5 separate regions of the Homo sapiens genome follow, and all the other regions are linked to region 4. Evidence: chromatin loops called from intact Hi-C (ENCODE). Cell type or tissue: heart left ventricle. All regions are shown on one strand. Each heading gives the region's core, and the rest is flanking DNA. Links, peaks and the distances in the headings are about the cores only. Region 1 overlaps PAQR5 (progestin and adipoQ receptor family member 5). Region 2 overlaps GLCE (glucuronic acid epimerase). Region 3 overlaps GLCE (glucuronic acid epimerase). Region 4 overlaps SPESP1-NOX5 (SPESP1-NOX5 readthrough). Region 5 has its middle 3.4 kb from the start of LINC02896.

Evidence for each region. Peaks named below come from ENCODE experiments on the same cell type or tissue, not always from the same donor. Only the 100,000 strongest peaks of a DNase experiment are listed, where the experiment ranks them.
Region 1: a loop joins it to region 4, with 10 times the contacts of the local background. A loop is called at or near these places in 105 of 110 quality-filtered maps.
Region 2: it touches region 4 in a loop (16-fold over the local background); 85 of 110 quality-filtered maps call a loop at or near these places.
Region 3: it touches region 4 in a loop (11-fold over the local background); 75 of 110 quality-filtered maps call a loop at or near these places.
Region 5: it touches region 4 in a loop (4-fold over the local background); 19 of 110 quality-filtered maps call a loop at or near these places.

The regions. Positions count from the first base shown.
Region 1 is chr15:69,391,626-69,398,250 of GRCh38, forward strand. PAQR5 (progestin and adipoQ receptor family member 5) reads left to right here. Exons shown (of 9, transcript NM_017705.4): 7 at 5,843-5,939. It overlaps KIF23-AS1 (KIF23 and PAQR5 antisense RNA 1), which reads right to left. Exons shown (of 2, transcript NR_132971.1): 2 at 5,279-6,123. Among named protein-coding and RNA genes, the nearest start is that of KIF23, 19 kb to the right of the region's middle. In heart left ventricle, for the core only: CTCF peaks have their summits at 3,167 and 3,374; DNase peaks (open chromatin) are centred at 3,146 and 5,024; H3K4me3 peaks cover 326 bases.
Region 2 is chr15:69,262,597-69,267,596 of GRCh38, forward strand. The region is part of intron 4 of GLCE (glucuronic acid epimerase); the gene reads left to right. Among named protein-coding and RNA genes, the nearest start is that of PAQR5-DT, 34 kb to the right of the region's middle. In heart left ventricle, for the core only: a CTCF peak has its summit at 2,956 (motif pointing left); no DNase peak of the experiment used is centred there.
Region 3 is chr15:69,223,854-69,228,853 of GRCh38, forward strand. The region is part of intron 2 of GLCE (glucuronic acid epimerase); the gene reads left to right. Among named protein-coding and RNA genes, the nearest start is that of GLCE, 66 kb to the left of the region's middle. In heart left ventricle, for the core only: a CTCF peak has its summit at 2,080; no DNase peak of the experiment used is centred there.
Region 4 is chr15:69,055,820-69,062,444 of GRCh38, forward strand. It overlaps SPESP1-NOX5 (SPESP1-NOX5 readthrough), which reads left to right. Exons shown (of 17, transcript NR_033672.2): 17 at 746-6,625. It overlaps NOX5 (NADPH oxidase 5), which reads left to right. Exons shown (of 16, transcript NM_024505.4): 16 at 746-6,625. The coding sequence ends at 877. Among named protein-coding and RNA genes, the nearest start is that of EWSAT1, 22 kb to the right of the region's middle. RefSeq lists an enhancer at 4,162-4,661. In heart left ventricle, for the core only: a CTCF peak has its summit at 3,439 (motif pointing right); DNase peaks (open chromatin) are centred at 3,462 and 4,404; H3K4me3 peaks cover 323 bases; H3K27ac peaks cover 1,462 bases.
Region 5 is chr15:69,462,830-69,469,454 of GRCh38, forward strand. No RefSeq gene overlaps it. Among named protein-coding and RNA genes, the nearest start is that of LINC02896, 3.4 kb to the left of the region's middle. RefSeq lists enhancers at 1-195, 1-473, 5,514-5,713. In heart left ventricle, for the core only: CTCF peaks have their summits at 3,294 and 3,494; no DNase peak of the experiment used is centred there; H3K4me3 peaks cover 264 bases; H3K27ac peaks cover 282 bases.

The DNA.
Region 1 (6,625 bases), core at 792-5,791, 340 kb after region 4:
ACCAGTCACTGCCCCATCTGGTTCGCTCTCCTAGGGCTGTGTGGCTCTGGCGTTTGAAATTTAGGATTAGACAGGGAGAGTACCACAGGTTGAGGGGGCAGAGGAGGAAGAGAAGGCTTCGTGAGTGTGGAAGAAAGTCTCCAGAGTGAGGCTGGGTGCAGTGGCTCACACCTGTAATCCCAGCATTTTGGGAGCGCCAGGTGGGTGGATCACCTGAGGTCAGGAGTTCAAGACCAGCCTGGCCAATGTGGTGAAAACCTGTCTCCACTAAAAATACGAAAGTTAGCTGGGTGTGGTGGCAGGTACCTGTAATCCCAGCTACTCAAGAGGCTGAGGCAGGAGAATCGCTTGAACCCAGGAGGCAGAGGTTGCAGTGAGCTGAGAGCATGCCACTGTACTCCAGCCCGGGCAGTGGAGCCAAGAAAAAAAAGAAATTGTCTCCAGAGTGAATGATCCAAGATGGCTTCCCCATGAGCTCATAATTCAAATTCTTAGAACACTTGCTGGTTTTATTTTATTTTTTTTTGTTTTAAGTAGAGACAAGGTTTCGCCATGTTGGCCAGGCTGGTCTCGAGCTCCTGACCTCAGATGATCCACTCTCCTCAGCCTCCCAAAGTGCTGGTATTACAGGTGTGAGCCACCCTGCCCAGCCTAGATTACTTTCTTCTAGCCAGGAGTCTTCCCTGATGGTTCAGATATAACGGATGGGGTCTTTTGGATGTGGCATGCCTGGTGTCTTTGGAGGAACTTATCTGTCAGGGCAGCTTTGCCAGACATCTCCTGGGTGCCTGAGTTTGGGGGCTTCTCCCTTTGCCAATGAAATGGGTTATTTATTTATGGAGTACATCTGTGCCTATTCCATCTATCCACCCATCTACACACCCGCCCACCCATCTAACATTCCTTAAATGCCTGCCATACTCCAGGTACCACGTTAGGAGCTGAGGGTGCCAGAAGGATGCCCTTGCCTTCAGAGAGCACCCAGTGCCATAGGAGAGACAGACTGCAGATGCCCCCAGAGGTCCATGAGGCCATGATTTCCGTTAGAGTGTAGCAGGAGGGAGTGTAATGTAAACAAATAATGATAAGGCAGAATGACACCTGCCGGTATACACAGGGTTCTGAGAAGTGGCTTTAGGACTGGATATTGAAGGAGGTAGAACACTTTAGCTGAAGAGGAGGACATAGCAACCAGCCAGGACAAGGATGAGGACTACAGAGAGGGTGGGCCAGGGTGGGGAAGCAGCAAGGTGTGTTAGAGCTGCCAGAGTCTGCAAGAGTAGATGGAGGAGAGCAGCTACAGAGGGGCTTGGATGGTGGGCTGGGGGCCTGTGGGTCCTATGAGGACTGGCCCTTTGCTCATGAAGGATGAGAATCTCTTAGGGAAAAAAAAAAATCCTACGCACTCAGCTTCCATGCCCTGAGGGGTTTCCAGGCATATTAGCAGCAACTGAAGTGGGAGCTGAGGGGAGAGGGAGGTGAGGGGCTATGTTGGAATCAAAAAGGAGGAAGGGGGCACATGCCACACTCTTGCACCCAAAGGTAGAGTGGGCATGTGGCCCTTCCAGTGCCCTTTGTACCTCGTCCTCGCTCCACGTTCCCTGACCCATGGTTTTGCTGCTCTTACAAGGCCTGTCCTCCCCTCTCTTCATTCCCTGTCTCTGCCTTTGGTGTCTGGAGAGTGAGAAAGCTGACTCGTGTGCAGAAGTGATGCTGGCCCTGAGTAATTTCAGAAGAAGTGGGTAGAGAGGAGGGTGTGGGTATCTGGAGGCCTGAATTTCAACCCTGCTCCCCCAGACTTGCTGTATGGCCTCAGGGCAGTCACTGTCCACTCTGGGCCTCAGGGTCTACGTCTTCAATGAGGGCATCTGAGACAATACCCTCTGGGTCCTCTCTGGTTTGGGCATCGTGCAATGTCGATGCCTTAGTGTCTTCTCCAAGCTTCCTTTCCCAGCTGTCTTCCTCCCCCAGGCTCCACCCCTGCCTCTCCCTCCTGCTCCATCCGGCTGCAGTTGGGCAGGAGCGGGAGAGAACCACCTTCCCCTCCAGGGAGGGGAAGACCTCCTGGGGGAGACCAGGAACCTCAGTATTTGCTTGACAGTTATCTGATGCTTGCCCGAAAATCAGGGTTGAAATGGCATTCGTTCCATTACAAGGCAGACCATTAAGGCCAATCTCAACATAGAGAGCTTTGTCGTCCCCTGAGTGGTTTTTGGTTCTTATTGTCATGGACTTTGGTTCAAATGAAAATGTTCCAGAAAACTGCCTTCTCATTCTGTAGCATTTGAGAGGGGAAATGAGAGAATGCGTGCCCTCTTCGTGGTTCTTGGAGCAAGGTGGGGGTGGCCGAGGCCCTGGCCTGCTCATGCCTGCACAGGAAACGGCTGCCACTCCCTTCAGGAATGTCAGTTACACAGCAAGTACTGTATGGACAAATCACTGTCCATCTCCTTCCAGTGCATCCAACCATTGATTGTTTTTTTTTTGTTTTTTGTTTTTTTTTTTTCAAAGAGCTGCTGAGTGAAAAACCTCCTGGTCAGAGCAGTGAGGGCGAGAGATTAATTTTCACCCATGAGCTCTGCTCTAAGGACAGCTTAGAGGCAGTTGCTGAGGCAGTTCAGAGGGGTGGAGCTGACCTGGAAGGGGTTTGAGGTCAGCGCTGGAGGTAGAAGGCTCAGCAGACATGGTTCTCAGACAGAGGCTTGGCCAGAGGATAAAGTGCTGCTATAGCCAGTTAGGGGCATGGGGAAATGTCTACATCCCTGCAGTTCTCCAAAATAAGACAACTCCTACACAATAAAACAACCATAACTACCGCCCCCATGTACACACACACGTGCACTCGTGCGTGCGCCTCTGCAATAGAATGATTTTTCCAAAGGCCCGCTAGTTTCAAGCCCTAGTTCCGGAATTCCAGTTGCCAATCCTTCCAGCTTTTTTGTCAGATTGTGTTGAATCGACCCTTTCTTAACGAAGGCTTCTCCCGTAACCCAGTGTGTCCTGCCAACCTCGTTCTGAGCAGAGACCTCACTTCCTCTATAGCAGCCCCTTAGCCCTCTGGTGCGGGACTGCCCTAAGCCCGAGCAGGCTGGGCTGTGGGGCCGCACGTGGGGCGCCTCTGAGGATGCTGCGGCTGTGGTTCTGCTCTGGCTGTGGCGACATCGCGTGGCCTAATGCGGAACTGCAACTTGGTAGCGGACGGCCCCTCTCCCGAGCTACTGGCCCTTCTGCCTTTTTCTCTCTGTTGCTGTCTCTCTTCTCTTCTGCTTTTTCTCCTTCTCTTTTCCCTCTAGACCCGGCTTTGCAGCTGGAGAGGCTGGTCCGTTTGCCCCTGGGGAAACACTTTATCAGGCCGAGCGAAATGTTGTCTCAAGTCACAGAAAATCCATGCTTTGGGGGATGGCCTTCGCCAGCCACAGCCAGATTTCTTCGCGTGTAAGTGGCCACAGGGGCCCTTTAAGAGCGAGCCTCTCAACCTGGAGACGGCAGGCGGTGGCAGGGCACAGGGCAGGAGGGGGCGGCCTGCCGCGGCAGGGCAGGGTCTGCCGGAGGACTAAGAAGGCCGGTGAGGCAGATACCTGGCTCTCGGGATAGCAGGAGTGTGTGCCCTCTGCTCCAGGGGCAGAGCGGGCAGGGAAGGGTGAAGGCCGGGCGGGGTCTGAGTCTGCGCAGCCTACTGCCTGAGACAGAGGGGGTGACACTTGGGGGCCAGAAAGCCCAGGGTTTAAATCCTAGCTCTGCTTCTTATTGGCTCATCTGACTTCAGGCAAATCACCCAGAACCTATTTGTTCCCTCCTGTTCCTATTATCTGGACCAACATAGATACAAGGTGGGGATGGGGAGAGAATGGAGCTCCACGATGCATGTGTTTTTAAAAGCTGCTGTTTAGTCTGTGCGACTGTGCCATGCACAGTTCTAAACACCTCGGGAGCATCGTTTCATCAAATCCATACAACGAGGCTGTGACAAGGCACAGTCATTGTCCCTGTGTTACACATGAGGATCAGGAGGTACACAAAGGTTAGTGACCTGCCGAGGTCACGTGGTTGTGAAGGGCAGGGTCAGGATTTGAACCCAGTGTGTCCCAATCAAGCTCTCCACATAAAATCACAGTGCTGCGCTGCCTCACCTCTCCGGGAGTTTGGTTCTTTTTCGGGGGGGATGATGCATCCTAGTTCCTTCTCCTTGAGCTTCTCACCTGGTACATGCCATGTACCATGTATGACTTACAGGCAGGGTCAGGAAAGAAGAAACACGAAAGTGGGCTGGAGTGAAGTTGGGGTTTGTCTTGGGAGGCTGTGGGGCTTCTCCGGGCACACAGTGGTGTCCCTTTCTCCTGAAACAGGAATCTCCGGGTGGGCCATTTGTGCTCGGTTGCCCTGAGGACTGAGTGGAGCACAATAGCCTGGAGAATGTCCGCATCCTCAGACCTGCTTCTGTGCTGGGTCCCCAGGATCCAGGCCTGACCAGATCTGGCACCTGCCTGAGGAGGGTTCCCTAACTGCCCAATGTGGAAGTCCCTGCATACTCCATGCTGAGAGATACAGGCAGCAGCTGGGTTTATGGTCAGGTGGCTTTACTGGCTCATACGAGATATGAACAGCCTGGCCAGGTGAAATCGGTCTGGGCTCAGAGGAAACAGCAGATGGCATTTGAAGGAGAAGGAACAGGCTTGTGGACTGGGACCGAGGTTCTTGGGAGCAGAGATAGGAGCCACAGCAGGACACAGACCCCATCCCTCCAGTGTGATAGGGGGCAGAACTGTCAGCAAAGGCTGAAAGGGCCCAGATGCATGCATTGCCTTTACAGACTGCATCAGAACAGCCATCCCAAGAGCCTCAGCGTGTGGCTGTGCATCCACTGTGCTGGGTTCCTTACCCTGCAGCCCTGTGGGCCCCAAGGGAGGACACAGCCCTCCACAGTACACCTCAGCATTGATGTGGGGACTTTACCTGTCCCTACTACCTGGCCTTGGTGGCCCAGCCAGGGCCCATGAGCACTTCCTTACCCAGGCCTCAGTTCAGGGCTGTGATTTTGTGCAGAGACCCTCCCTGCCCCTCCCCATGTCCTCCCAGTGTGCAGCCTGCTGTCTGTGCTACCCAGTTCCCCATACCCTGAGCTGCTGCCCCAGGCTGGGCCCAAGTCAGCTGAGGCCCTGTCATGTTCTGTCTGGGGGGACCTGCCTCTCTTCTCAACAATCAGCATCACTTGTTTTAATGTTGCTGTCAGCTGTCTTTGGATTGGAGGTTGGGTGAGGGTGGCAATGAAGAAGAGAAGGAAAGACTTCACGTTTATTTAGTTTTCCCAAGCCAAGTATCCCTGTGTGTGGTATAAATATTCCAGAAAGCTCTCCAAGGGTCAAACACCTACTTGAACCCAGGTCTCCTGCATGATAATACCTGGGCTCCAACTAGATGGGTGCATCTCAGCCTCTGCAGAGTGTGCCCCCCAAGAGTCTGTGGCAGTGGATCCCCCGATTCCCCCTACCCGTTCCCTGTCCCTGTAGCAACTAGAGTTTTAAAAGGTTCTTTGGCAGTTACATAACTTGGCCCTTGAAGGGTTTCTGCCCAGCGCCTCCTTTCTGGCTTAGTCTGGACACCACTGCTTCCCATGGTCAGGAGATGGTGTCCCTGGAGATCTTTTTGCATCTGAAGTTTTGTCACTTCCATTGGGGTGGGAGGAATGGACGAGGCTGGTGGAGAAGCTGCTGGCCACAGGAGCTTGTAGAAAAATGCTTGTCCTCTGTTGATGACCAGGCCCTCGGTGTGCATGCATGTGCGTATGCAATTTGCTGAGACTCTTTTCATTCCATTTCCTCCCCACTTTCCTTCCCTGATTTAGGTTTCTTGAAATCCAGAAGCCCAGACTCTGTAAGGTGATTCGTGTCCTCGCCTTTGCTTATCCGTACACCTGGGACTCCCTCCCCATCTTCTACAGGGTAAGGACTGGCTGCATCTCCTCTCTGCCTGTTGGCAACACCAGGAAGTCAGTTGTTTTCCTGAGCTTCTGGGGGGTCACAGCACTGCAATGGGAACCGCAGAACAAAACAGGAGTCGAGACCCAGGTGAAGGGGGCCAGCCCCTCCACACCTGTGGGTATTTCTCGTCAGGTGGGACGAGAGACTGAGAAAATAAATAAGAAGATTTTTCTTAGTACAGATCAAAATGGAGTTTCTTATGTCTTCCTTTTTCTACATAGACACAGTAACAGTCTGATATATCTTTCTTTCCCCCACACCCAGGTGCTGCCTTGGTGGCACTTGAGGAGTGGTTAGGAGATGACATAAGCACAGAGGCCCTGACTGACAATATGACTGGGGGCTCGGGAACGTCATAGAACAGGCAGCCTGGGGCTGAGTGGAGTGAGCAGGAGAGCGAGCTCTGCAGGCAGGTCTCCAATACTTGCTGTCAGTCCCTGGGCCAGTTCTCTATGCCTCGATTTCCTTCATCTGTAAGCTGGGCCTGATAACACCTCATGGGCTGTGGGGAGGATTACACGGGGAACATGTCAAGTGCTGACTGGTAGCAAGAGTTCGGGAATGCATTGTTCCATCATCAAGTAGTATACTGTTAGTATTGAAGGAAAAGGCATGAATGAGGGTCTTAAAGGAGCGATGGGAAAGAG
Region 2 (5,000 bases), core at 1-5,000, 210 kb after region 4:
GAGCAACAGATTTCATTGTGCACTTTTGGGTGCTTTGAGTAATACAAAAGATAGGTCCCCACATCTTAAATGAGGGATCCTTAGCCCCTCATTCTGTAGCCAGTAGCTGGAGATAAAACTACTTCCTAAGATGGTTTTAAGCATATAGAGGAGAGAACTCTGTCTCTAACAGCCACTCTGCGAGTGGGACACAGCTGTTCTAAGTTGGAACTCCCTGTTGGTGGAAGCGTGCTAGCTGGGAATGGAATTCTGTGTGTGCATGTACAGGTTGAGTATCCCTTATCTGAAATGCTTGGGACTAGAAGTGTTTCAGATTTTGGAATATTTACATATACATAAATATCCTGGGGATGGGACTCAAGTCTAAACACAAAATTCTTTTATATTTCATATGCTATACACATAGCCCGAGGGTAACATATTATAATATTTTTAATAATATATGCGACCCATCATGAGGGAAGATCTGGAATTTTCCACTTGTGGCATCATGTTAGCACTCAAAAAGTTTTGGATTTTGGAGCATTTCAGATTTCGGATTTTTGAACTAAGGATGCTGCCTCTCCAGTTGCATACTATAAGAGTATGAGAGAAGGTGAGTTGGAGTTACATGGGAGTTATTGCTCAGAACAGAGCAGGAGAAGGGAATCAAAGAGGTGAGACTATTTTATTGAAGCATAGGTATGAGAAATGAGGCTTTTTAGAGGATATAGACCTCATGGGAGATAAATTCAGAGAATCACCATTAAGAGGAAATTGGAACTTGTACATAAAAGCATAGGCTCAAGTGAGGTGAGACCCTGGAGGACCACAAGCTGAATGCTGTTGGTCTTTTTTTTTTTCTTTCTTGGCCTTCGATTTTTTTTTCTGAAAGGGGATAAAATCAAATATGAGTGAAGAGGCATATAATATGGGTCTGCAGCATATTTTTGTTGTTTTATTTGTCGAATAATGTTTTATTCCTTTTTCTAATTTTAAAATTGAATGAATTGAAACTTTAGGCCTGTCCTACTCTATTAAATTAAATTAGCTTTCCCTTTCCCCAAGCACTCTTTTCATTTGATTTCCATGACCTCACTTTCTCCTATTTCTGTAGCCATTCTTTCTCAGGCTTCTTGGGAGCTTCTCTTCTTCTGCCTGATTCTTCTTTCTCTTGGTGTTTCTTAAGATTTTGAGTAGGGCCTCTTCTCATGCTGCATAGTAAATCTGTTGATTAAACGAATGGATTGATTAACAGTTTTTGTTGGATGTGAAACATTGATTTAAAGGCTTTTTTTCCCAGCTTTATTGAGGTATAACTGGCAAATGTATACAATGTGATGCTTTGATATACATATATGTTGTGAAATGACTGCCATAATTAAATTAGTTAACACATCCATCACCTCATAGTTACCTTTCTTTGTATGGTGTTGGTGGTGGTGAGAACATTTAAGAGATATTTTAGCACATTTCAGGCATACAATACAGTATTATAAGCTGTAGTCACCATGCTGTACATCAGACCCCTAGATCTTACTCATCTTATATCTGAAGTTTGTACCCTTTGATCAACATCTCCCCATTTTTCCCACCCCCCCAGCCCGACAACCACCATTCTACTGTTTCTGTGAGTTCAGTTGTTTGGAGGTCCACATATAAGTGAGATCATACAGTATCTTTCTCTGACTTGTCACACGTAGCATAATTCCTTCAAGGTTCGTCTATGTTGTCACAAACGGCAGGATTTCCTTCTTTGTTATGGCTAATATTCTATTCTATAGGTATGTGTGTGTGTATACACACATGTGTGTGCACGTGCACACACACACACACATATTTACACCATATTTTCTTTATCTATACTAGACACTTAGGTTGCTCCCATGCCTTGGCTATTGTGAATAATGCTGCAAAGAACATGGGAGTGCAGGTATCTTTTTGAGGTTATTGATTTCATTTCCTTGGGTTGTATACCAGGAAGTGGGATTGCTGGATCATATGGTAGTTCTATTTTTAATTTTTTGAGGAACCTCCATACTGTTTCCTAATGACTATGCCAATTTACATTCCCACCCAAAGTGCGCAAGGGTTTCCCTTTCTCCATATCCTCACCAGTACTTCTTATCTCTTCCCTTTTTTATGATAGTCATCCCAACAGGTGTAAGGTGATGATATATCATTGTGGTTTTGCTTTGCATTTATTTCCCTCGTGATTAATGATGTTGAGCACCTTTTTATATACCTTTTGGCCACTCGTGTCTTCTTTGAAAAAGTGTCTATTCAGATCATTTGCTTATTTTTTAATCAGATTTTTTTTTGCTATTTGTATAAGTTCCTGATAGATTTTGGATATTAACCTCTTATCAGATATATGTTTGTACATATTCTCTCCTATTCTATAGGTTGCTTTTCATTTTGTTGATTGTTTCCCTTGCTGTGCAAAAGCTTTTTAGTTTGATGTAGTCCCACTTGTTTTTCTGTGCCCCTTTTGCTTGTACATTTGATGTCAAATCTAAACAATCATTGCTAAGACCAATGTCAAAAGTATTCTTAAATGTTGATCATCCTTTATTGCCTAAAGTGCATATATATGTGTCACATATACCAAAAATAAACAGTTATAGTAACTACTGGGAATAACTGGTTAGGAGAGGATGGGTCATGGCTTTCAAACAATAAAAAAAAAACAAAACTTTCTATTAGATTTGAAGGAGGAATCTTCAGATAGCCTAGTACCTCCAGTAGAGCTCAGAACCTTACCTGGTACATTGCCAAACTGGTTTCCACCATCCCATTTGCTCCCATTCAGGTCCTCGTGAATGATGCCAGGAGGTTATTTAACGTCCTCTGTATATCTATAAAATGGGAATTAAATGATTTGTAAGATTGTTGTGAAGATTATAATTGTTGGTTGGTTAATTTAAATTGAGGATTGTGACTTCTGTCACTTCTCCTAGATGACTCAGTAACACCCTCTGCTGGTGTTAAGGTCTTAGGAAAATTAATACATTGGCTTTTTAAAAGGTTACATCCCTTGACATCGTTCATTACTGAGTTCTTTGGACTGGTTTGTCATATGAAGATATAAGGTGACTGATTAAACCATGTCATTTCATTAAATTTGTGTAAATAAAATTGTAATTCTGGGAGGAAATGGGTACTCTTCCAGCTTCCGAAATTCTGGGAGGAAATGGGTACTTTTCCAGCTTCCTCACACTTGGACTTCTAAAGATGGGTCATTGTTATCCAGTTTGGCCAGAATAGACGTCATAGTTAATAATCCCATCTGATGAGAATGAAAAAATAAGCACTCAAGATAGTCTGCTCCACTGAATATAATTTAATCTTGAGTGGTTCATAAGTCAGTTCAGAATCCTGCAGTGTTTCAGGGATGTTGTCCTGAACTTCAGATCCCATTTTACTATAGATGCAGAAAAATGCTAGTTAAGAGAGAGAGTACATGTTGACATTTTGCCAGATAAGATGGATTTTTTACTGTATTAGAAGTTTACTTCTGCAATCAGTTTTTCTATTAAGTTACTCAGAGCATTGTTTGATGCATAAGTCTATGAGGATGTTCTCATTCTTGATACAACTTTCAGAATTGTCTGTTCCATCCAATGAAGTAATTAAGAGCCTTGGGACAAATATAACCATACTGCTTGAGTCCAGTGTTGCAAGAGTTAAATGATCAACTCAGCATACTGACACCCTCCAAGTATACACTATCATCAGTTCACATTCCTTTTTCCCTTTCTTTTTTTTTTTAAGAGACAGAGTCTCATTCTGTCACCCAGAACAAGAGTGGTGTGATCATAGCTTACTTCAGCCTTAAACTCCTGGGCTCAAGCAGTCCTCCCACGTTGGCCTCCCAAGTACCTAGGACTACACATGCCACTGCACTTGGCTATTGTATTATATTTTTTGTAGAGTTAGGGTCTCGCTTTCTTGCCCAGACTGGTCTCAAGCTCCTCGCTTCAAGCAGTCCTCCTGCCTTGGCCTCCGAAACTGCTGAGTGTGACCAGTTGTGCCTGGCCCAGTTCACATTTCTGATCTTTGCTCCTGGTGACACACTAAAGATTTTTTCAAGGATTCTGCAAAGCATAGATCTGCTTCTATGGCTGCATCTAAGAGAACCTTTCTATTGAATATTCTCATAAGAATACCATCTCCAATATCATTTGTCTTTTTCACAGTCTGAACCTGAGTCCGGGAAACCTGGATTCTAGTCCCTGCTCTACAACTAATTAGCTTTTGGCATTGGGCAAACCATTTAACCTTGCAAAGCCTACATATCTTCACCTCTAAAATGGAGATGTAATATAATAATTCCTGCCCTACCAGCTTCAGAAGATTAAGTATCAAGTGAGATAATACATGTGAATGCGTTTTGGACATTTAAGCTGTGAAAAGATCAAGATAGGAAGATTTCCCTTTAATATTTTAAAATTTGTACTACGTATATTTTTGTTGTTCTTATTCTTGCTGCTGCTACTGCTATTTTAATATGCTCAGTTTCTTGGTAGATCTAGATGAGCAGTATTCAAAATGTCATCTTTCTGGGAATTAGCCATCATTAATACTATAAATATTCAAGAGAAATTTTCTCTTTAATAATTTGTCAAATAAAACAGCTTTAACTTTTTGACCTCTGAAGCCAGTGGCTTCGGAATAATAACCATCATTTATTACTATATTCCACTCCATTGTCTTTCTTAAAATCCTCACAATTACCCTGCAAAGTAATATTATCTCTATTTAACATGTGAAGAAACTGAGGCTCAAAGAGGTGCATCTTGCCAGACTTCTCAAAGCTAGTGGTTGAACAAAAATTCAAATCTGAGGTTTTTAAACTCCAAAGCCTGAGCTTTACCCTGTCACTCCACCATTCTCTCACTTTTTGTTGTACACATGAGCCCATTGCTTAATTTCCAGAAATTTTATTAGCACTTCTAGCAAGTATGTGAAAACAAATCTATCATTTTCAAAATCAAATTAATAATGTGTTGTGGAGCGAG
Region 3 (5,000 bases), core at 1-5,000, 170 kb after region 4:
ATCTATATAGTGAATTTTTCATTTTGTACTTCTCAGCTCCAGAATTTCTCTTTGGTTCTTTTTTAGGTTCTGTAGCTCTACTGATACTTACACGTTTTTCATACATCATTTTCTTGATTCTGTCTGCACCTTCCTTTAGTTCTTTGCACATCTTTAAGACAGCATTTAAAGAGCTATGGTAGATTTGCCATCAGGTCTTTTTCAAGGACGATTTCTATGATTTATTTTTTGCCTTTGAATGTGCCATACTTTCCTGTTTCTTTGTATGCCTTGTGATTTTTTGTTGTTGTTGAAAACTAGACATTTAAATCTATTAATGTGCTAAGTCTGGAAATCAGATTTTCTCCTTTCACTAGGGCTGGTTGTTTTAGTATTATTTTTGTTTATTGTTTTTGGTTTTTGTAGACTGGGTAAGGAAACAGGGATCAGCCTATGTCAGAGATAGAAATATAAACTTAAGGTCTTCCCAGGTATTTTCTTTGCATCTTTTCCTGGACATGCATGATCATTTTCCAGTTTTGTCCATATTTACAGTTGTTTTTGAATGTCCCAGTCTTTAATGTCTGGCTCCCAAAAGGAGAAAAAGAGAAAAATAAATACAGGAAGAAAAATTGGCTCTGGCCCTTTAAGTTCCCTGGAAGTCATTTCAGGGGAGCAGGGGGGCTCTTGCAACACCGGGAGGAGGTGCAACAACAATGGCTGGCAGCCTCTTTGACTACACCCATGTGATCTTTGGCAACAATCAGTGATCAGAGTACAGATCTCCATACCTGGAGGACAAGGTCCTTTTTGCCTACGTGGGCTCCTGCAAGCTGAGTACAAACTGCTCCAGGAGCACATGCACAGCTGCCTGCCAGGGAGCTAGGAGTGGAGGATGGCTTGCTGCAACAGTGTTAAGAGCTGAAAATGACCCAAATTAATGCACTTTATCATTTAGTCCTTCTCTTGGAAGTTGCAAGCCTTCAGTGGACTACAGAGTTCCAAGATAATTACTTTAGACAGATTCTGCCAGTGCAGTTGTTGTCTAAGTTGGGAGACAGATTCCTGGTGGTTCCTACTTTGTCATCTTTCTTGAATCCCTCTGTGATTTCTTATGGCAGAAATTATGTTAATAGTAAACTCAACATAAGTGATATAGTTTTTTGGTTCCTAATAAATCAGATTTTTGTTTTTTGTGTTTAGAATGGCAGCCCAAGATAACTATGCTGGTGGTTCTATGGCTTATGGTGCTACATATACCCATAGTGATATAATATGTCTAAAAAGGTATGATTATTGGTATTAGGAATAAAAGCTTCATTAGCCAAATATTTTAAAGCTTTTTTTTTTTCTTTTTTGCAGGGCAGAGGTGGAGAGGGGTTAGATTATTTCATCTGCCCTACAGTTGGCATAATAAAGAGTAAGCCCTTAGTTTTGGGAATGTATGCAGTAAGCTAGGCATCCTTGCGTCGGCTGTCATAGAAGTCCCTGTCCTCTTAGTCTTCAGTAAACATTAGGATATACCAGGACTTATATTCTGTACCACAGAGTTCAGCATTCAATTAAATATGGTCTTATATCATAGTCTAAATAATTTGTTAATAATTATAAGGTTTTGAGGGGCAGTTGTTATGCCTCTTGTTTGTACACACAGTGCCTAGTAGGTATTCAGTAAACACTTGTTGATTAGGTTATCATGTATAAGCAATAATTTTTTTGTGGAATAATGAAGGTCTTGAAACTTGAGTAGACATTAGACTGAAAGTATGCACAACTTCCTGTAAATTATGTGTAAATTTGTAGATTTGAACTTTGACTTGCATACTAAGGATTCTTTTACTGATTTCAGAGTGGTAGTGCTGATATTTCCTAACATTTACTGAGTACTCTCTCTGTGCCTGGCATCGATCTAAACAATTTATGTACATTAACTCATTTAATACTACATTATGAAGTATTCTTTAAATCCATATGGTATATGAGGAAACTAAGATATAAACAAGTTAAACTTTTTCTTAAATACACAGAGTTAATAAGTGATAGAGCCAGGATTCAAACCCAGAAAAAAACAGCTAAAAGCCTACATCCTTAACTTCTATGTTATACTGCCTCCCAGTGTTACATATATGACGTTTCCAATTTTTATTGGACTTAAGGGCCTAAATTCATCAAACCTCCCTCCTCTAAACACATACACGTGTGCACGCATGCACAGACACACACACACACACACACACACACAGACACACACACACCTATTTTAATCTTTTGTTATTAGATACAGTTATTAGACCATCTTGGGATCATGGCGTTTTCTGTAACTTAAACTACCTACCTTTAGGTGAATTGAGTTAGAATTGAGTATTTGACACAAATATTACTTCTATTCCAGATTATGAACATTTCAAAACTCTATTTCATAAGTAATAAACATGATTTTGGCAATATTCCAAACACTGCTGTTGTTGGAAGTGTTAGGTTAGATAGAATTCTGAGTACTTTATTAAGTTAAATAGACACTGACAAAGGAATATTTTTATAAAGATCTGATAAGCCTTCTGGTCTGTATAAACCCTGTCTGTCCTACAAGTGTACAAATGTAGAAGATAGCAAAATCTGAGAAATATTATAGTCAATTAGTCACTCCTAAAATGTAGCGTTTTTACTTTGTCCATAGTGTTTATTGCAAAACAGCATAGGAATAATGGAGTCTTAAGAGTAAAGCTCAGTTGCCAAATAGGAAAGCTTATACTAAAATGGATTCCAATTTCTTAGTGAAAATCAAAACTTGATTGCATAGAAAGTATAAGAATTTCATGTTCATGCACATCCCTGATCCATAAATCAGGACTTTTAATATAGATTTCATATCTTCAGCCAGAGTGAGCTTGCTTGCTTGCCTTTTTTTTTTTTTTTTTTTTTTTTTTTTGAGACCTAATCTTGCTCTTGTCACCCAGGCTGGAGTGCAGTGGCGTGATCTCGGCTCACTGCAACCTCCGCCTCCCAGGTTCAAGCGATTTTCCTGCCTCAGCCTCCTGAGTAGCTGGGATTACAGGCGCCCACCACCACACTCAGCTAATTTTTGTGCTTTTAGTAGAGATAGGGTTTCGCCATGTTGGCCAGGCTGGTCTCGACCTCCTGACCTCAGATGATCCACCTGCCTCGGCCTCCCAAAGTGCTGGAATTACAGGCGTGAGCCACCATGCCCAGCCAAGAGTGAGCTTTCTAATTAGTATATTCTTGAGTCGGATGTTAGTAGGGAAAAATGTGTATGTGTATAAAATATATATAATTATTGCCTAACTAAATCAAGGATGATTTATTGTTTAAATGCAATTTGAGTCAGTAGACCATGTGTAAGAGAGACATTTTTGCTAAGTCTCTAAGATTATGGGGAATATTTGTTACAGCCCCAGGCCTAGTAGATTATCCTGACTAACTAATACCCTATAGAAAGGGTATCCAGATAATCATTAGAGACCCCTATTTGTATTGGAGAGAGAACATCAGTATTAGTGAAGCCCTATGATAACTCAAGTCACTAGTCTTAAATATGATTTGTTCAATGAAGAGCTGATACTAGAGTAGGTGTGTCAGAGAAAGCTTTCTAAGTATGCACAAAAACACAGTATTTGTTAGAATGAACTGTTAGACAACTAAATCAGGAGAGTCATGAACTTTCTTTTTTCATATGACAGAAAAAAAATTAGATAATCTTTTTTGAGTGAACGCTGTGAGCCGAACATAAACCTTGCAAGAAGCAGCAAGATCTGCAAGTATAGCTAAACCATCATTTAAAAAACAGTCTTTGTGTGCAGCAAACTTGGGCATATATGCTGACCTTATACTGATAATTTCAATTTTGTTCTCACCCTTTGTTGGTTGTCCATGATAGTGTTAAATATGACTGACTAATCTGTATGGTTATAAAAGCACATTAAGGAATATAGGTTTAGTATGGTAGCATCAATCCCTTTTGTATTTTTATACATGAGAAAATTCCGCTTTTATTTTTATGAGCTTATGTGGAAACTGGGTAAGGTAAACAATGATATGTAAGAATATGACTGCTAGTAGAAGTAAATATAGGTAAGTTGCATGTTTTCTAGGAAGAGTTATTAGAGTACTGAAAATTGTCACATCAAGTATTTTCAGTTGATCTGCTAATAGATGCATTGAAAGCTAGCATTTGACATTTAAGCCTACTCTTAAAATAGTAGAGAAAGCTAGGAGGAAAGTTTTTCTTCTCCAAGGCATTATGTTCTTTCTCTACTGAAGTATTATGCTTTTCCTTCCCATAATCTGTCTGATAACATTTTTATTTTCTATGTATCTTCTTTGTATTTTATAGCACTGTGAGGAACTATAAGTTGTCAAAACCAGTATGTATGGATTGAAGAGTGACAGAAAGGGTAAATATATAGATGAACTATATTAATTGTATCAGACAATTTTTATGAGCTCTAAAATGTATGTGGAATTAAAACTCATGATATCAGCAACTCAAAAAGTGGGAAGGGTATACATAAAGTGTTTTAAGGTCTTAGAGTTAGCTATAAAGTGATAGAAGTACTGATTTGTATTAGACTGTAATTAGCAAGGATGGTTTTAATCATTAGGGTAACCATGATTGAAACAGTAAAAGAATTATTAGCTGGCAAAAGAAATTGAATAATGAAAACTACTTGATAAAATCAAAAGAAGGCAAGAGAGAAGAGAAAGAATATAAAACAGGTTAATTGGAAGAAACAAACAATAGGCTAATGGATAAAATTTAAAATATATTAATGACATCAAATGTAAATGGTTTAAATATTCTAGTAAAAGACAAATTTGTTTGAAAAATTTGGAAGACTAAATTTCTTTCTTTTTCTTTTGAGTCAGAGTCTTGCTGTGTTACCCTGGCTGGAGTGGCACGATCTCGGCTCCCTGCAACCTCTGCCTCCTTGGCTCAAGCAATCCTCCCACCTCAGCCTCCCAAGTAGCTGGGACTACAGATGCATGCCACCACACCTAGCTAA
Region 4 (6,625 bases), core at 943-5,942:
AATCTTATCATCTCCTGTTACAAATGGGGAAACTGAGGCACAGAGACATGAAATCGTTTGCAATCCTTTTATTTTATTTCTCAGATTGGTTTTATTATTTTTCTTTCCTGAACACTTACTTGTCAGGGTTTGCGGTTTGCAGGAAGTGGCCCAGAAGGTGCTGCTTTTAAAAGTGCTGCAGATGACCCCATGCCTGGGTCATGACAGCTGAGTGGGAGGGGAATGTCTGTGGTGAGTGCTTGGGCATCAAAGAGGACTTTCAGAAAAAGGCAATTCATAAGCAGAATTTGGGGTAGAAAAGGGTCCTCACTGGGGGAAAGACTGACATCAGGAAGGATATTTAAATCACAGCAGGGTGGCCAGCCCTGGGGACTAACACCAGGTTCAGACTCCCATGGGAGTCCCAGAGCACTGTATGCATCTCTCTGCGTGTCTGATTTAGTGCCTGTCTCCCACAGTTGCAGATCCTTGAGTGGAGGGCCTGGGTCTTATTTATTTCTGGCCCTGGTCCTCTACCTGGGGTTCTGGGTCATGTTGCCAGCTGAACAAATGGCTCTTAGTTGAATGGCTGAGTGTTGAACTCTGCTGTAAAACCCAGCAGCTGTGCCATGCAGCTCCCTGTGTAAAATGGGAATGCTCATTGCTGCCGACCCGTTATGCTGTTACCTCCAGGTGGTTGTGTCACTGGTGAGTCAGCAGCTCCACCTATCTTCCCTCTTCTCTTCCTCAACCCCACTGACTCCAGGTGTTCCAGAAAGTGGCTGCTGAGAAGAAGGGCAAGGTGCAGGTCTTCTTCTGTGGCTCCCCAGCTCTGGCCAAGGTGCTGAAGGGCCATTGTGAGAAGTTCGGCTTCAGATTTTTCCAAGAGAATTTCTAGCCTCACCTCTCCAAGCTCTGCCCCAAGTCCACACCATGGGTCTGCTTCATTGCATTAGTATAAATGCCCCCACAGGGACCAGCCTCAGATGACCCACCCAATAAGACAAAGCCTAGGGACCCCCTAATCCTGCTCAACAGAGAGAACAGGAGACCCCAAGGGGCAGATGAACTTCCTCTAGAACCCAGGGGAAGGGACAGTGCCTTGTTCAGTCTGCTGTAGATTCTGGGGTTTCTGTGAAAGTGAGGGAACCAGAGGCTGGTCACGGGAGCTTGGGGGTGGGGTTCGAGGGGGCAGAGGGCAACCACTCCTCCAAACATTTTCCGACGGAGCCTTCCCCCACATCCATGGTCCCAAACCTGCCCAATCATCACAGTCATTTGGAAGCTTATTTCTCCGGCATCTTATAAAATTGTTCAAACCTACAAAAAGTGAGAAGAATCATACAGTGAACAGTGTTACCTACTTTCTAGACTCCTCAGTTAATAATTTGCTCTGTTTATCACATATTATCCATCAGTTCCTCCTCCCTCTTTCCATCTGTCAATTTATCTGATTTTTTGGATGCATTTTCAAGTTAGGTGCAAATATCTCAGCACACCTTGCTACTTGGAGGAGCCTTCTTCAAATGCACATTCCTTGGTCCCACTACCAGAAATTCTGATTCTGATGATCTGGGAATGAAACCTGAAATATGTATTTTCCACCAAATCCATTTGCATAGGGAGAAATAAGCAGCATCTTTCCCTGCCCCTCCTTGTGTCTTTGTCTCCCCATCTCCCTCTCTCCTGGCGCGTCCCTCAGAGCCTCTCTGGGCTCTGTATGCTGGCCTCTTCCTTCTCTCTGTGTGCTGAGTCGCTTGAGAAACAGGATGGAGACAGCCTCTTTGTGTGCCTCTCTCTGTCGTGGAAAGGCCAAGTGCCTGGGGATGAAGCGGGCTAAGCCTGGAAGCTCAGCTCAGCCACACTCTGGCTGTGTGGCCCTGGAAGCTTCCCCATGTCTGTTATTTTCATCTGTGAAATAAGCTGATGCCATCCGTCAGTCACAGTTGCTGTGAGGTGACATGAGACGCCAAGTGCTCAAGACATTCCACCTCAGTTCAGCTCCTTGCTGCTCCAGGCTTTCGTGCATCTACATCATTTCTCTTTATCCTGGCTCCCTCTGTCTCTGTTTTCCAGCCTCTGTTTGCGTCTGTCCCTGTCTGGGCAGGAGGGAACAGCAGAGGCAGCAAAGGCTCTCTCAGCACATACTGTGGGGAGGAGCGGCCCTGGGCAGAGGACAGGGTGGGCCTCACCTCCTCCATCTGAGCTGGACATTTCCATCTGTGCCACACCATGAGCTCCTGTGAGCCCCACATTTCCTGGGCATCCTCCACCTTGCAGTCAGTCCTGATAGGTTCTCTTCTTGACAGTGTAAAGCACCCTTCCCCAAGGCTGCCATCATGGGGTTGGAACCAGGCACTTTCCAATGGGATTGTAGCTGGCACCTTTCTTTTCCATGGGTTGGAAGTCCATGGTTGCAAAGGGGGAGGTAAAGAAGCCGGATCATAACCTGGATGATGATGTCCCTTATCTAAGGTGGGGCTGGGATGCAGCAGTAGGGGTGGGTGTGACCTGCAGGGGATGAGCCAGTTGGGTGGATGGAAGAATGAAGGTGGGGGAAAGCTCTCTTCTGAAAGGGGCAATAGGAAGGGGATGGTGGAGGAAGACGCTGAGGCAGGCCCTGGGAAGGGGAAGGCAAAACATACCCTGAGGACTGGGACAGAGCAGGATGGGAGTGAGGATGTCATCTTTAAGATGTGAGGAGGAACGGGAAGAAGAATACGAGAGGAGGAGTGGGGCCTGCAGTCAAGGAGAGGCTAATTCGGTTTGGGTGGGTGGAAAGCGGGGCTCGTGCTTGCACCAAGCCTCCATCTCCCTGGACTGGGAGTCAGCAAGGCCAGGAGACCTGGTGTTGGGGCCTTCCAACCAGATCGTGTTTAATTTCCAGCAAGCCTGGGGAGGCACACAACTCACCAGGGAAACTCACACCTGGAGTTTTACCAGCCTGAGGCCACACACTCTTGGAACCTCTTTCCCTCTGTTGAGTCTGTACTTTCCCCTCTTCATCAGGCTTGGGAAGGCTTGGACAAAACGCTCTCTGGGGCACAGAAGGAAACTAAAGAGGGTGTTCTGACTTAAGGTTGGAGGATGTAAACAGGCTGTGCCAAATCATTTGGAAACGTGGCAGAATCTGTTTAGCACAGGATGTCTCACACATGCACTCAATGCACACACACACATGCATGTCACCGTTTTGGATTCTTTCCCATCTCTGTCTACACCGCCTTAACACATTTGAGCCCTGCCCTCAGTCCTTTGCCCTCTCGTAACAGATTTCCACCAGGCTCCCACCCGCATATACAAATAGTCAGCTGTTCGTTTAGGACTTAATAATATAGTGGGTGGGAGCAGGTGGAAGGACTTGGACATACGATTCTAAAATCCGTGAATGCCCACATGTGTGACGACCATATGCCCGTGTCCTGAGGTTTTCTCTCCAGACAGATTCCAGTTGCCCACGAGAGGGCGCTGCAGAATCACGGATCTCAAGCGGGTTTGTTTCCCAGGAAGTGAGACTGGTCCGTGAGTGGCAGTTAATCAAAGGGAAAGGGGCTGGGAAGACAACGCCCTGTTCCAAAGCTCCCCACTAGAGGCAAAACCTCCAGGCTCCATCTCTGTGAAGTCAAGAGACTTCATGTTCAAGGTCAGTTTCTCTAGCTGGCAGCTTCTCACTGCCGCTGCCTTCCCCCAGAAACTCTACCCTCCCCATACCCAGTGTCCAGTTCTGGGCTTTCCTCTTTTCTGCTTGCAACAAAATGTCCATCGGTGAGGTCAAGTTGAACTGAACAGGCCTGGCTTGGGGAGAGTTCACAGGTCCAGGTTCTGTCTGCCTCGGTGGACATGTCATCGAAGGCAGCAGGACCACACATGTGAGTGTACAGCACGCATGGTCTGACCATCTGGATGTTTCCCAGATGTGCAGATGGGCATCATCGGCCATCAACAGGAAAATGCATCCGGATGACTGGCTGACTTTTCTTCTCTCACCAGATGTTGCCAATGCTGTAGAAACATCTGGGCCCACGACAGATAAGGCTGACACATGCAAAGAGAAGAGAGAAGGAGCAAGGCCAGTTATCGGCACGTGTGCCCATCCTCCCCCATGAAGCTGCAAACTCCCCAAGGCCAGACATGGGGACCCAAAGCCTAGCACAGAGTGTAGACCAGATGTCGGTTCCTCCCAGGGCAAGGGGTTACTTAAATGGAATTATCCTTACAAAGAGTCTTTTGCACCTAATTGTCACTTGTAATTTGGGGAACAAAAGCACAAACACAAGCCCACTGAACCACTTTGCCAGGTGCCATTGCACTGTTCTGTGAGGACAGCGCTGACGGAGACAGCAGGCATTCCTGAAATGACCAATCAGGCAGGGCCCTCCTGGACGAGCGGCACAAGTGCAGGCTATTAATACACTGAGCTGGGGCATTCGTGGGAGGGGAGGGGGCATGGGCAACATGGAGAGTCACCAGGCTGGCAGACAAGGTTGAAGGTAGGGAGGGATGAGGAACATTAGCCGAGACTGGCTCTGGGCCAACCTGTTGGAGACACAGTGGACAAACCTTTGCCCTCTGGGAGGCAGGGCACTGAGTCCTACACTTGCCTCTGCCACAGTCTGCTGTGTGACCTTGGGTGTATCATTTGACCTCTCTGAGTTCTCACTTTCTTATTATAAAGTGAACAGATCAAGTATGTATGCGTTTAAGCACTTGTCATTTCTAAAAGGATACATGAAAGTATATTTATCTGTGTGCTCTGGGGAGTGGGAATGGAGGGATACAATGAAGGAAAGGATTTTGTGTTTTTGTTTTTGTTTTACTTTTTGCCCTTCTGTAAAGTTTAAGTTTTTATTAATATTATAGTTTTATTTTAAAAAGAAACCCCAAATAGGATGTCATGTAAAAGAAAAGAAAAAACAAGTACCAAGTGTTTGATATAATCCTATTTATAACACAGAAAATAAATGACATATGTATATCATGTGGGGATAAATAGATAAAAATACACGGAAAGACAGTTAGAAGCCAGCCTTAATCTGTCTTGGGCCCAGACAGCCCTTATCTGTTGGGGGCCCAGATGTGTCTACAGCATTGTTAACATCTGGTGAAAGGAGAAAAGTCAGCCAGCCATCCTGATGCGTTTTCTTGCTGATGGCCGATGATGCCCAAATGCTAAGCAGTTCGCAGTGGTTAACTGTGGAGGAGGCAAAGGAGGACTTGAATGTTTTCCTCTTATCTGTTTCCTGTATTTGTGTGTTACCTGAGTAAGGTTTCACTTCCTGTATTACTCATGTGATATTTTACTTTTTAATTTATGTACTTTTGTATGGCTTGTATCTATTTTTTAAGAGTAAAACAAAATGCAGAGATTATCTGCAGTGTTGTCTAAGATCCTGAATATTGATTTGGTATCAAGTGAAAGTATTTCGGGCCTAAGCCAGGGGACTGGCCCTCCCCGTCAGGGGTCACTCCGTGGGCTCTTCAATAAGGGAGGCTCCTATAGTGCCCATTATCAATATGCTGCTGGCCCTGAATGGCCTAAGTATTAAAATAAAATGCCCTGTCTAGGCCCAAAACTAGTCCAGAAGGACTGTGGAGGCCGTGGGCATACACGTGAAATTGTGTGCACAGGGGCTAAGCCCAGCACCAGCCCAGCCTGGGAGTTGAGATGCCTCAGGGCACACTGTCTGTGCTAAACAAATACTCATATTAACCAGCCTTCCTGACAGATTGATGCATCTTTTTATGATCTGTCTTTACAATATGATGACTCTCTCCTTTTAAAAATAAGATTAATTCAGACAAGACATTTATTTTATGAGGAAATTCATCCCAGGGGGAAAAATACTCAACCTGAATGGCAGAAATGGCTGGAAAGAGACTTGACTCTCAAGGAAGCTTCCAGCCTCCAACCTTAGCCACCCAGCCATGGCCCCAAAAGGGCTGCCCTAATACTACTCAGGGACAAATGGGCCCTCTTAAACTACCCTAGCTGTGTGAGTGTAGCCTGCTGGAGAAACAAAGAAAGACAGGTAGTGAGTTTTAGTGTGGCAGGGAAGAAAAGGATGCATTTTTTGGTAAAGGAAAAAAAAATTCTGAGATTTACCCAAATTTGGCTGGACATGAGTTTATAAATACAGATTAAGCTTGTCTTTAAATAACCCTAAAGAATGTTCAAGAACAGTGAATGATTTGTCTCTGTGTCCCCAGTGACTAGAATAGCGTCACCACCTAGTAGGTGCTTGGCGTGTTTCATGAATGTTTCCACTGCTATGGTCTGTTTCAGCTGGTGACCCCATGAGGTACCCTTGGCTCCTCTATCTCCCCCATCTTCCTCCTTCAGCCAATCATCAAGCCTGTCAACATGGCATTCTAAATGCTTCTCAAGCACATTTCCTTCCCCACTGGCCCTGCCTTGGTTCAGTCCTTAAATTGCCTATTGCCTGAATTGGTGCATCAGAGACAGGCTGGAGAAAGGAAGACCAGTTAGCCAGAAAGGAAGCTTGGAAGACCACCCAGCTAACTGGTCTTCCTTTCTCCAGCCTGGCTCTGATCCATCCTCCACACACTGCTGTGGGTCTGACTGCACACCTTCTTTTTGGAGGACTCTCCTATTATAGCCATCAAACTCCTGAGTCTGCTACACAAG
Region 5 (6,625 bases), core at 627-5,626, 410 kb after region 4:
GGGAAGCCGAACTTTCCAGTTTCGCTGAGGCCTGTTAACCGCTGGGGGCGCCTTCGGGACAGCTGGCTTCTGCGCATGCTCTTGACCCTCCGTCCCCCGGAGGAATGTCTTAAGTCAGGAGCTGATTAGTGGTTGAAGGCAGCTGATCTGTTTCGAATCCTGTGTGTCCGGAGAGGCCAACGCTTTCATTAGCCAGCAGGAATGGGCTGGGGCGCGTTTGTAGTTGGGAATCCTGAGCCCGGGCTGTTGCTTGGAGGACTCGGGAGCAGCAGTGGATTTCGGCGTTACCAGGAGAGGTCTCGAGCACCAGATCCCTCTTCCTTCACTTCCCAGTAGTGGGTTCTAGCCGTTCCCAGCGCCTTCATTTCCAGAAGGCGATTTTACCCAGAGAAAGGAGAGGGAAGATTTGCTCTACCTTTGGCTTCTTATCAAATAGCTAAATCACGTGGGAAGCTGGTAAACAAAAACAAAAATGAATGAAACAAACAACTAAACAGCTTGCCGGGCCCCTCCAAGGCCCACCGAACCAGCCCCTCGAGGCAGCCACCGGGAATTTTCATAAGCTCTTCTGATGAGCGGGAGGATAAGTCAGTCAGGGCTGGAAACTCCCGGATCAGAGCAAACCCAGCTCCTCAGCACCTGAGGAGAAGACGCGTAGTCAATATGGTTTGAAATAATGTGTAAATGAATATATGAATGAAGAGCTGTCTTCAAACGTGGAAGGAAAAGTTAACAGTTTGATAAAAAGCCATATTGACAAACCTGGGAAAATGGGCTGTTGGTTGATTTGGGTGTAAATTCCTATAACGTTTTTCTTCTTTCTTTTCTTCTTTACTCCTCCTCTCCCTCCTCCTCCCCTACCCCTCCTTTCCCCTCCTCCTCCTCTTTCTCTTTCTTCTTCTCTTCTTTTTTTTTGAGACAGGATCTCACTGTCGCCCAGGATGGAGTGCAGTGGCATGATCTCTGCTCACTGCAACCTTGAACTCTGGGGCTCAAGCGATCCTCCCGAGTAGCCGGGATTACAGGCACATGTCACCACGCCAGGCTACTTTTTTTTTTTTTTTTTTTGGTCTTTTCTAGAGATAGGGTTTCACCATGTTGCCCAGGGTGGTCTTGAACTCCTAGGCTCAAGTGATCCTCCATCCTTGGCCTCCCAAAGTGCTGGGATTACAGGCGAGAGCCTCCACACCCAGCCCCTTAATGTTTCATTCTACTATTTTATTAAAGACTGAAAACCACAGTTAATAATGTGGGGATTTTGAATTTTTTAAATTTACTTTTTTTTTGAGACAGGGTCTTGCTTTGTCACCCAGGCTGGAGTGCAGTGGTGTGATCAAGGCTCACTGCAGCCTCGACCTCCTTGGGGCTCAAGCAACCTTCCTGCCCCAGTCTCCAAGTAGCTGGATTACAGGTGGTGAGCCACTGTGCCATCACTACAAGTTCCAATTTTTTTTTTTAATTTTTAAATGTTTTCTTCAGCCTGTTTGAGTTTGAACTACTACAGTTTTGTTTTGTTTTTTTTTTTTTTTTTTTTTTTTTTTGAGATGGAGTCTTGCTCTGTCGCCTAGGCTGGAGTGGAGCGGTGCGATCTCAACTCACTGCAAGCTCCGCCTCCCGGGTTCACGCCATTCTCCTGCCTCAGCCTCCCGAGTAGCTGGGACTACAGGCGCCCGCCACCACGCCCTGCTAATTTTTTGTATTTTTAGGAGAAACAGGGTTTCACCATGTTAGCCAGGATGGTCTTGATCTCCTGACCTCGTGATCTGCCCGCCTCGGCTTCTCAAAGTGCTGGGATTATAGGCGTGAGCCACCGAGCCCGGCCAGAACTACTACAATTTTTTTAGGGTCATTTGGTCCTCTCTCTCAAAAGTGCGCTTACCCTCTATCCAGGAATTTCATTTGTAGGAACCTATGCTATGTACAATTTCACTGAAGTATTGCTTGTATTAGAAAAAAAGTATGGATGATAGGCAGGTTGAATAAATGTTAATGTTTTCATGTAGCTATGTATAGGAATGCCGCTATGGAAAGACATCCAGGACACCTTGTTAAGTGAAAAAAGGTAAGTTGCCACCAGTATGCATAACATGACCCTATTTGAGTAAAAAAATAAAAAAAATGTGCATATGTTTTATAGTATTAAAAAACTTCTGGGAGGATTCAAGAGTAATTATAGTGGTTACTTCTGAGGACAGGGATTGGATGGGGTGGAAGAAATATTTTTACTTTCCAGTTTATCCTTTTTATATTGCTTGAATTTTTAAAGACCATGAACATACATTACTTTTCTAAATTAAAAACACTGGTTTTGATTTTTTAAAAATTGGAGAGGGTTTCATGTGGAAGAGAGACTCAACTTCCAAGTAGTTCTAGAAGGAAGAACTCTGACCAGTTTTGAGACAGTTTTAGGTCAAAATAAGAAAAATAAGGAAAAGCTTTGCTAGGTGTTAGGCTGAGGCTGGGATATGGAAGACAGTGTTGCTCCAGGAGGAAGTGAACTAGATGCTTCCTCTAGCTATGAGATCATGTAAGTCTTCTGGGACACAGGGTTAAATGCTCTGATATCAGACTACCTGGGCTGGCTCAAATCCCATTGCCGCTAAATAGGGCTGTGTGACTTTGAGTGAGTTATTTAACCTCTCTGTGCCTCAGTTCCATCATATGCATAGTGGGGATCATGTTGACACCTACCTCATAGAGTTCTTTTAGAATTAAGTGAGATGGCACATATAAAACAGCATAGTTACTGTTCAAAAACTGTTGAGCTTTTCTTTGCTATCTCATATGAATTGGTGGCTAAAAAGTTAAAAAGTGGCAGGGCACGGTGACTCACTCCTTTGGGAGGCCGAGGAAGGTGGATCACTTGAGGCCAGCAGTTGGAGACCAGCCTGGCCAACATGGCAAAAACCCACCTCTACTAAAAATACAAAAATGAGCCGGGTGTGGTGGCGTGTGCCTGTAGTCCCAGCTACTCAGGAGGCTGAGGCATGAGAATTGTTTGAACCCTGGAGCTGGAGGTTGGAATGAACCAAGATTGCGCCATTGCACTCTATCCTGGATGACAGAGAGAGACTGTCTCAAAAAATAAAATAAATAAAATAAAAAGGAAATCAAAGAAACAGTTTCTACAATTAGAAAGGCTGTTTTATTTTTACACCCTTTATGGAGAAGGTCAAATATTGGATTTTCAGAATTAATGGAATTATTGGGTTGGTAGAATTTCATACATGCTGGATGGCTTTGCTGACAAAAGGAATTTTTGTTTTCCAGATGCTGGCTCAGTGTTGCCCCATAGTGGCCAATCCTGGGAAGGGCTACTGGGGTTGACCCCTTCACGCTAGAGTGCTTCTAGGCTAGGGTGTGAGTTCCACAGTCAGAGCTGCCTGGCTGCTTGGCCGAAGGATGAGTGAGTCAGTCCACACCTTAGTAAGGAAAGCATGTTTGTGTGCCCTCCCATGACCCAGCCAAGAGGAAACCAAGAGCACTTTAATATGGTCTTCCCTCCCTTGTAATTTACTTAGCACGCTTCACTTTGCCTCTGCAAATGCTCAAGTTCATTTCTTGTTTAAAAACAAAGAAAGATGTCACTGAATCACTGTGCAATCTGGTGCACCCTTGGTTTTCCTCAAAGGTTGTTGGAAGAAAAGGCCACATGAAAACCATTTCTGCTTTTGCCAGAAAACTTGAGCAGGCTCTTATATTGTTATGGTCTCCTAAATAAGGTCTCATGTGAAAAATTCTTGTAAAATTTAGGGGCAGGAGAAAGTTTGTGTCCTCTGGGGCATTAGTCTGCATCCTCCTGTATGATAACGAGAGCTCTGTGACTTCACACTCTCTCTTCTCTGCTTCAGCTGCTGAGAAATTCAGTACCAGACCAGGTGCCCAATCTCAGTAATTAAATTAACCCAAATGGATAAGGTGTTTACCTCCTCCTCCTTTTCTTGGTACTGATTTTTAAAATAAAAATTTTGGCAGCTTTTTTATTGACTTTACTGCATCGTTGTACTTTGATCTATACTCAAATTCTTTTGAGAAAGAGGAAAGGAATTCACAAATTAAATGAAAAATTGAATATTGGAAGGTTTTTTTCTGGTGGCACGTTAAATGAGATATTAAGTTAGTGGTTGTACTTGGGTTTTGAGACTAACAAGCTTATAGGTCCAAGATTTCAGGTCATAATTTTTCTTTACTTGGGAAAATGAGAACCTCATGCATATCAGGCCATCAAAGAAGTTGTGAGGTGTGGTGAAAAGACAGAAAGCAGTTCAGGCTTGTTTTTTGTTTGTTTGTTTGTTTGGAGATGGAGTCTCTCTGTCACCCAGGCTGGAGTGCAGTGGCATGATCTCGTCTCACTACAACCTCCGCCTCCTGAGTTCCAGCGATTCTCCTGCCTCAGCCTCCCGAGTAGCTGGGACTATAGGCGCGCACCACCACACCCGGCTGATTTTTGTAGTTTTAGTAGAGACGGGGTTTCACCACGAGGCTTGTTTTTTATCCACTGTCACCAAGGATAATATTGAATCAGTGTGAACATTCAGAGACCGAAAAAGCTAGAAGCCCTATTCGGACCCAAAATATTTTCCCTCTGCTGTCATTTCAGACATGCCACCATTAGGGCTTCATTTCCCTGCAGTCTTCTTTAAATACCAAAACTGCCCTGGGAAGGATAAGACATCAGTTTCTTCATACTTCAGAGCAAATGGGATTGATTCCCAGGACCTCCTTTCTGTGGACTGGGTTTTTGCCTCCTCACCAAGAGACTGGGCTCCCTGGGCGAGCAGAGGCTGCTGGGTAAGAGAGATTTAGTTCTGTTTCAACAAGCTGTGGGGCCTTCGACAAGCCCCCTGACCTCTCTGGCCCCTGGTGTCCTCACGTTGCCATGAAGGGCTTTTGAGGATGCTCCAGCTCCCACATGGCCAATCCCGACTCCCCTCCCAGGGCCCCTGTTGGGCCCTGCGGCAGGTGCCAGTGGAGTCACCTTCCAGCCCGGCGGGGCCCATTAGCTCCTTGCTCTGTTGACTCTCAGGTAAAACCTTTCTTGTGTTTACTCAGCAAAGATTCTTTTAAGACGGGCTAAGCACACGGTTTACTCTGCTAACAAGCCTTGGCATTTATTGTGAGGACCTGTGTTGACTTATTCTCGAGTCTCCATTGACACTCACTGAGAAACGTTAACGCAAACACAAGGAGACATCCTGGGAGCTCTGAGGCCCGACATTGTGCTGGGGAAGGAGCTCCAGAAAGGGCCATCCTTTCTGTTTTGGTTAGAATCACCTTGAGAGTTAAAAATAACAATAATATAGGCACCATAAGAGATTCTAATGATCTCCTTTTACTTTTTAGGTTCAGTATCTGAACACTTTTGCTAAAGGTCTCTGGAAAGCTCCCTGTGTTAATTCTCGATGAGACTACGTCTGTGCCGGCCGCTTCCTGAGCCTCCTTCCATGTGCATAGGCCTGCTGCATGCTGGAGACCTGCGGCACAGCTGCCAAGTGCCCCGTGTGGTTCTGTGATCTTGGGACAGTCACTTCCTCTCTGTGGTTGTCAGTCTTCTCATCCCTAAGGTAAGGGGACGCTGTCTCCACGCTCATCTCCTCAGCTAGACTGGGGCCTCAGGCCTGAGCCCAGGGCCTAAGAGCCCTAAAAAATGTTTGCTGAATAAATGAATGAATAAGCCACATTAGCCACTCTCTCCGGTCTTGCTCCGACATCTTGTGCCTGAATCCTCCCCCAGTGCAGGCTCTGCTTTGAGTCGTACGTAGTCTGATGAGATCTGCTAATGGGGTCACTGCAGACAACCACAGAGCCCCAGCGTCTGACTCATACGCTGCGGCTGCCAAGTGGTTTCACCTGCCTCTGCCTCTCTCATTACCTCCTCTCATTCAAGCTGATGCTTGTAAAGGAAACAGCTTTCAGGTGAGGGGCCTGTGTATTTGGTTTGTCTTTGTTGCCTGGAAACTGTTGACATCCTGAGACATTCTGTTGCCTTCACTGGGTAATGAAAAATTGATTACTTTTCTCTCTGTCAACAAACTATAGCCCGTTCCCCTTGGCTGGGAATGGGTGAGAAGTGTGTGCGTCTTGCTCCGTGGCTGTTTGCTTGCTTTCAACAAGTTGGGTTTGCTTGACTTAGAGGTGGGGGTGGGGCCCAGAGCAGAGGGACAGGATAAGTGGCTGTGGGGGAGGCTCTTGGGGAGAGGACTCTCCTCACTTCCCTTGAGCGCTCCCTCAGTTCCAGCAAATGCCTTCACCCAGCTGACCCGTGGCATCTCTCCCCTCTGCAGTGTTCTCTCTGCTCAGCCTGCCCAGAAGCCTCCTTGAGTCTCTCCAGCCCTGGGGACAGCCTGAGATACACAGCTAATACCATTTCCTCTGTGTTCTGCTCTGTGTGGTGTCTCCTCTGGACTGTGCACTGGGCTGGCATCCCCTACCTGAGGGGATGGGCAATAGATATACCCAGAGGAGCTCAGCATGCTAGATTTAGAAGGGACCTCAGAGAGCATCCAGCCCTCTTGGTTTTACATTTGTGGAAGAGAAAGCTCATAGGGCAGGTGACGTGGCTGTGGCCACATAGCTAAGTGGTAACAGAGTATGCCTTCTTGACTCCCAGTCCAGTAGGATGAAG